Regions from separate parts of the Homo sapiens genome. Here region 2 is linked to region 1. A link is a contact called in ENCODE Hi-C or POLR2A ChIA-PET data. All regions are on one chromosome and are shown on one strand. The core of a region is the stretch at or near the end of the contact, and the rest is flanking DNA. Distances in the headings are between cores, read along the strand shown.

What was found. Hi-C counts contacts between places; a loop is a spot of excess contacts on that map. ChIA-PET counts read pairs that join two places held with the same protein, here RNA polymerase II (POLR2A).
Region 2: a loop to region 1 is called in a map of IMR-90, with 5 times the contacts of the local background. The contact joins the enhancer-like site here to the promoter of LINC02349 in region 1. A Hi-C loop is called at or near these places in 1 of 168 maps with a recorded cell type or tissue (IMR-90). POLR2A ChIA-PET finds 5 or more read pairs at or near these places in 4 of 52 experiments (A673, MCF 10A, OCI-LY7 and 1 more).

What each region holds. Positions count from the first base shown.
Region 1 is chr15:61,727,841-61,731,233 of GRCh38, forward strand. It overlaps LINC02349 (long intergenic non-protein coding RNA 2349), which reads left to right and starts at 2,078. Exons shown (of 2, transcript NR_146448.1): 1 at 2,078-2,164; 2 at 2,742-3,393.
Region 2 is chr15:61,763,714-61,767,353 of GRCh38, forward strand. No RefSeq gene overlaps it. Among named protein-coding and RNA genes, the nearest start is that of LINC02349, 36 kb to the left of the region's middle. Within about 2 kb of position 1,485, at least 2 of the 41 ENCODE cell types and tissues checked have a DNase peak (open chromatin) inside an H3K27ac peak, as active enhancers do.

The DNA of each region.
Region 1 (3,393 bases), core at 828-3,327:
CTGCAGATTCTGACACAGTAGGTCCTGCCTGGAACCTAGAAATCATTGTTTTCAACACACATTCCTGGTAGTTTTGATGAAGATGGTTTAGTGATCATCTATGAGAAATGCTGATTTTCGAGAACTTCATGGCAGGCTCTCTGAACAACACAATCATCATCATTATCTCTAGAAGAAACTTAAGCAAAGAAATATTCTTTGAGTGACTTCTCAAAAAGCTCAATCCTTGGTAAAACATGGAGGACAGAGGATTCTATCACTGCCCTGGGAGGATGTTTCCATCAGGAACTAAGGAAGTTTAGTGCAGATATTACCTTTCTGGTAATCCCACCCTCTTCAGAGATGGAGCTTGGAGAGCCTAGGAGAATGTATGGTTGGTTTCAGATCTTCATGTTGGGTCTCCACGTTGCCTCCAGAAGAGTGATTCAGTCTGGCATCTCTCCACAATATAAGGCCACATGCTTCCCAACTGGATGGTCAAGACATTGGGGTCACAGGGTCCTCTTTCTCCTCTACTCTTTACATCTTGCCATAGCCCCTAATAAATCTAATTCCTCTAAGCACCACTCTGCTCTCCCCTCTGAATGCCTACTGCTCCGGGTGTCCTCTGTGTACCCTAGTCTCTCCCTAGCCCACCTCTCTGTGCCCAAGAGACAGAGCACAAGGATCCCACCAACACCTCCTGTGCCTTCTAAGCTCTGGGTTCCCTTTCTACTGGGTCAAAGGGTGGCACCAGCTGCAGTTATTCCTCTGCCAAAGGCCAGGGTTCTGAATGGCCATCCTCTCCGGGTTGTAGTGACCGCCCTCTCCTGTCCCTCTGCAAGCCCAAGAGGTAACAGTTCCCCCACTGATTTTAGCCCTAGGGTAGGGCACTTCCTTTGGTGGTGGTCTTTCACCTTACTCATGCTTTTGTAAATAGTCCTGCTCCTCAATTTCCCCATGCTATGAGCATGGAAAGAGAGATGAAGCTATACTACCCAAGAAACAAAAAGGGACCTACTTCACAGTAATTAAAGAAACCCTCATGTATCCAGGAAAGGTAACAATATTATTATGTAGAAAGGGAGCAACTGAAAACAAAATCATTAGCGGAACTTCATGCCACAATTCTAGCAACTATCCCTGCTTCTGTGTGTCTAGGCTTTAAATGAGATAATTAATATAAGAGCATATTAAATCTTATTTTTAAAAGGGTTAAAAGTAGTAAATACCTAAAGGAGTGAATCGTGTAAGCAAAACCAATTTTTCTCATCTGTAAAACTAATTATTTTTATTATTATCCTTCAATTTGAACAGTTTACCAGGTGCTCTTAAATGTGTCTTCTTATTTGATGTGTCCCTTACACCAGCCTTGGAAAGGGGTAGGATTTTTCCCCTTTATAATATGGAGAATTGTGCTCTGAAAGTTTAAGGCATTTGCTCACAAACTCACATAAGTGATCCAGGCAGATGTTCCGGGCTCTACCCACCATATAAGCCTAATTCAGGGGAGGTTTGCAGTTGTGGTGGCCAATAGGTTTCACACAAACAGTCAGTTTGCATTGGTTGGTAGTAACTGTGATGTGTTGAAAAGATTCTGAGGCTATCTGGACTCAAGAGAAAACAGTATCTCAACTAGCAATGTCTGGCAAGACACAGAATTGAGGAGCAATACCATGCCTCCTACGGATTTTCTGCCTTGACATAGTGTTTGACAGCATGGGCTTTGGAAGGGTGAAGGCCTAAGTCAGGGCCTGACTCAGTCTCCCCACTCAACCTTCTGATAGTCTCGTCTGCTATCAAAGGTCATAATATTAACTTCCCCACAGAGCTGCTCCTTTTTGTTCCCAACCTAAACTTATTTTCCCATGAAAAGAAGCACCACCCTTATCTAAAAGGACAAATCATGCAGAGAAAACTATGAACAGCATCCATTCTAGACTTAACAATTCAATCAATAAAAGTAGCAAAGTGCAGAAGGGGATGAGCTGGGCTTTGAGTTAGGAATGCTGGCATCTGTCCCAGTTTTCCTTTCATAATTTGTTCTAGGGCTATGGAGATGCTCATAAAGGATTCTCATTCCTATTGTAAGCCAGAGAGAATGCAATCCAATGCAATGTTTCGATCATGGAGTCTTTATTGGACACAGGCTGGCATGAGTTGATGGCACCTGAAAATCAGCAAGGTACTTTCCAAAATAATTTATAACGCTTCCTTAAAAGTAGGTCCTGTTTGTCAGTCTTGGTGAGTTCTGTCTGACCTGGGTAATCATCAGCACATGAGTTAATTTTTTCAATAACGGTTTCTTAATCTAGAAAATGAGATTGTTGGAACATAATTTTTTAAAAAAGAGTAATTTTCCTACTGGGAAAAGGAGTATGAAAACTATTTTTGTCAGTTTCCTAACTTTCTTGGTGTTATATTGTCTTTGTAGTAATGAAAATAATGGTAATAATATCATAATGTAATGTCTGTTTGAACTGTTATTCCTCCCTTTAGAATCAATTTATTTTTCTCTTCTTATTTTTTTGGTGCCTTTGATTACCTCTCTTACTTTTTAAACTTTTTGTAATGCTTTTATTTTTGTAAACATTCGTTTTCCTTGCAGAATGCAGCATGTGAGCATTACGTGCATGCTTTGTTCATGATAATAACTGAGGTATGCCAGAAAACCTCCCATCCTGAAATACATCCTCCTCACGCATGAAACTCCATGTTTCTAATAGTGGAATCCGTCCCTCTGGCTTGTGTTGTCTTTGCAGCTACAAATGCTCCTGGGAGGAACAGCATCTTCAGTCTCTAAACCTTGGTGCAGCTGAGTTTATTAGAGGTTTTCCAGACCTTAACAAGAGCCTGTGACAGTACTAAGACCCTGGGGATGGTGCGAAGGAGTCTGGAACCAGGAGGCTGCTGCGTTTTACAGGATACTGGAGCCCAGTTCTCAATCAAACGCTAGAGCTCAGAAAGACATGCCTCTCAGATCTGTCTACCTTTAAGCATTTTTTTAATTAATAACTGGATATTGACCATTAAAACCATCACAGGTATAGGAGTTTGTTGACTAAAATTTGTATTATAGATACAACTGAAATGTTTACAAATCTTTATAAGAAAATCATTACTACTTGGGTCAGAAGCAATGCAAGTCAAGCTTAGGTCTATGGTTTTTGCTCCTGATCAGTAATATGTAGATGGCATGTGTTCTCTTACCCTCTCTAAATCTGGAAAGATGCATTTCATAGTACCTCTAATCTCAAAAATTTTAACTTTCACTTTTAATTGTTGAAAATGTCATTCTGAAATCCAACAATGAATGAGTGAATGTGTATATATTCATCATATACTTGTACACACACACACAAATAAAACCTGTATCTCACGGCCCACATATCTTGCTTAAGCTGCTCTTTCAGG
Region 2 (3,640 bases), core at 235-2,734, 35 kb after region 1:
TGCCTGTAGTTCCAGCTATTCAAGAGGCTGAGGCAGGAGAATTGCGTGAACCCAGGAGGCAGAGGCTGCAGTAAGCTGAGTTCACGCTGCTGCACTCCAGCCTGGGCATCACAGTGAGACTCTGTCTCAAAAAAAAAAAAAAAAAATCTTACATTCAAGGAATACTTACTAACTGTCTGGCTGTGTTCTATATATATTACATACATTCATTCACTTAATCGTTACAACAATCCTATGAAGTAATTACTAACCTTATCCCTATTTTACAAGTGAGAAAACTGAGTTACAAAGAAATGCAGAAACTTGCCCTAAATCACACAGCCAGTGAGTGACAGAACCAAGAACAGAACACAGGCAGGCTGGGTTCTAACGCCATACTGCCTCTCAGTTGACCTGGAAGCCTCTTTAAAGACATGCAACCACACCCACCCCAGACAGAATAAGTGGCCCTTTCTCTGGTGCTTCCTCCAGTGCCTGTTCTACCAGTCACCACACTGCATTTCATAGGTCCATACCTCATCCTCAGCTACATATGGTTATCTTTTTTAAACACTTCTACTACTACTAATTGACTCATCTTATGTTTAAACAAATGAAATCAAGATGAGGTCGACAGTGTGGATAGCCAAAGTTTCATAAGTAGAGTACAGGACCAGGCCAGAGGAGGGCTCTGTTGCCAGATGAAAGAAAAGTTACTCTCGTGTTGTCTAGTGAAAAGAGAAGAAACCTAGAAAACTACAGATACAGAGTCACACACTTAGAGCTAGAGGGAGCCTCGGGAAGCACCATGCCATATGACAGGAGAAGAAATCAAGACCCAAGAGCAGAAGGTTTTGCTCAAGGTCACGCTGAAGAATCAGTTCTTGACAGCGATTAGCCAGACCCAAGTCTCCTGACCTCCACCCAGCTCAGGGCTCCCTCTGCCCTTTCCCACTCCCGCCAGAATTCTTACAAGAAGCCAACCCACAAGAAACCCAAAGCCAGAGGCAGCAATGAGGAATGTCCTGTTTACCCTTCTGTTGTTTAAGTAGAATCCTTTGTTCTAATGACAACAAAAAAAATCTCTTGCCTTCAACAAAGACATTCGTTAACAATAAATGCATTATTTCCCCCAGGAAAAGTTTGAATTTTACTTATTTACAGTGACACAGGTTTACTCAATGCTTTCTTTAATTAAACTCCTACTTAATATTTGATGTCTCTCAATCCAACTTTCCCTGAGCCAAGAACCGATCAATCCTGACCAACCAACAATGACTATTAAGCCATGGATTTTAAAATGGTTATTTTTACCCCTCCATGGAACTTAGCAGCTTTTTAAACACATGAAATATGCGCAGATACATGACATCTTTGAACTAGGGAAAATGCGATTGTAAAACCAGCCCTCTCACCAGTCTAGGTTGGACAAAGAGGGAAGGCATTTAGAGTACTTCTGTTGTCCCTTTCATTAGAATGCTGCCTGCCAGCGTTCTCCCTAAAAATAGTTGTCACGCCAGTGGAGTCCTCACTCTGGCAAACAGACTGTTCTGCACCAAGATCCTTTTTAACTGCTTCTTAAGTTACAGGAATTTTAACTAAATTAGAAAGTTTGCCACTTTGTTCCGTGTAAAATAAAAGCGTATAAAGCCAGAGCTCCTGAAACACAGGTTCAGCTCAGTTTGAAAAAACAAGAAAACGTCGTCTTCACTTCTGGGCATAAAAAATGTTGAAGCTTGAGGAGGTTGAGAACAAATGGAACTTCCTACTTATTAATGCTTGGGTAGTCAGTTTCTTCACACGGCCATTTCCTTCCCCCGCGCCTTTCTGTGAAAGTTTTATCAGCGCTGGACCACAAAATGATAAATGCTATCCTGTATAAAAAGGTAAAGATGCCTTAAAAACTCACTCTAGTGTTTCAAAGCACAGCTCTGCTTTCTACAGTGTTTGTATTTTTCCACATTTAGGGCTTTAATGATTCTAGAATAGACAGTAGGAATGCCAAATACATAAACAATTCAAAATCTGCTCAGGCAGATCTGAAAAGGGTTTCCTCAGCATCCGTTCCAAATTCCTCATCTTACTTTTTAGGCTTCCCCTCTCAGCCTTTAACGGAGTCCTTGATTTCCAAGTACCTAGAATCAGCTGTTGAGAAGTTTTAAATATGAATTCTGTTTGCATTTTTTTAGTATGCTTTCTTGTTTATTTTATATTTTTAGGGTATTTTCACTCATATTTTCTAACTTCAGCTCCCCCATCCAAAACAGACTCGCTGGTATGTTCACAATACCTTGGGAACAAGGGCTCTCTTCATGTCCCCAGCTATGTTACACACAATTAATTTCCCTAAACATTTGCTGTCCTCATGATACCGCCTTGCTCGAAAAGCATCATTGCACTATTATCAATAAAAACCATTTTGAGATATATATGTGTGAGTGAATATATGTCTATGTATATATATCCATGTCTCACTCTGCAAATATATTAACATATTATAAAACATTAACAAAAATATATTTAGAAAGGAGGAGGTTTACAAATCTAAACAGAAATCTTAATGTTTCACTGTGCCCTAGTGGACTGCCTAGCACACCCCCAGAAAGGAGTAGGTCTTAGTCAGGAGACCCTAGTTTGAGAAGATCAAGATCTAACTTTTGGACCAGCCTGGCCAACATGGGGAAACCCTGTCTGTACTAAAAACACAAAAATTAGCCAGGTGTGGTGGCGCACACCTGTAGTTCTAGCTACTTGGGAGGCTAAGGCAGGAAAATCTTTTGAAACTGGGAGGCAGAGATTGCAATGATCTGAGATCAGACCACTGCACTCCAGCCTGGGTGATAGAGTGAGACTCTATCTCAAAACAAAACAAAAGAAAACAAAAAAATCTAACTTTTGAGTGGCATTCGAGGCCCACCACAATGGAGTCTCAAACTTCCTTTCCAGCATAATCCACTGCTGTTCCCTCCTTAGCAATCAAACTGAATCACTGATTGCCTAGAAGCTCCAAGCTGCTCAATAGGCTTTGGGGCCAGGCTGTGAGTATGGGCTCTTCCTTATACCAGTTGTCAAGTCACAGGTAACCCACTCATTCTCCTTATGCTTCCTCATGCAGGGAATGAGAAAAATAAAGACACCTGTGGCAACATTCTTGTTGACAAGTGAAATGGAAGTATACAGTGAGAGCACACTTGGTAAAATGGTTAAGTGTGACACAAATCTTATGAATGTATGACTCCCTATACAATACAGGGATGTGTGCAATCTTGGGCACAAATAAGAGACTCTAGGTATATTATCTTACAAATGTAAAACATCATCTTCCATCAGATCTTTTATTTAAATGCTGTTGAGTCCCTATTAGCTATTTATCAGTATCATTAACACATCAAAAATCTAGATCTCACAGCAATAACCTACTGAATGCATAAAGTGTGGCTTTGGCAAAAAATGAAAGGGGTGATTTAGGAGAAGACGAAAGCCCTGACCAAGTGGAAGAATACCCTGACCAAGGGTAGTAAAATAAAAAGTCTAATTATAGACATGTCAGATATGAAATATCTACTCAATATCTGCACGAGGATGTTGGACATCTGAGTCTGGCTTCAGGGGAGAGGTGTGGCCTAAAGATTAAAATTTGGGAGTGACATTCTTCTCAAAC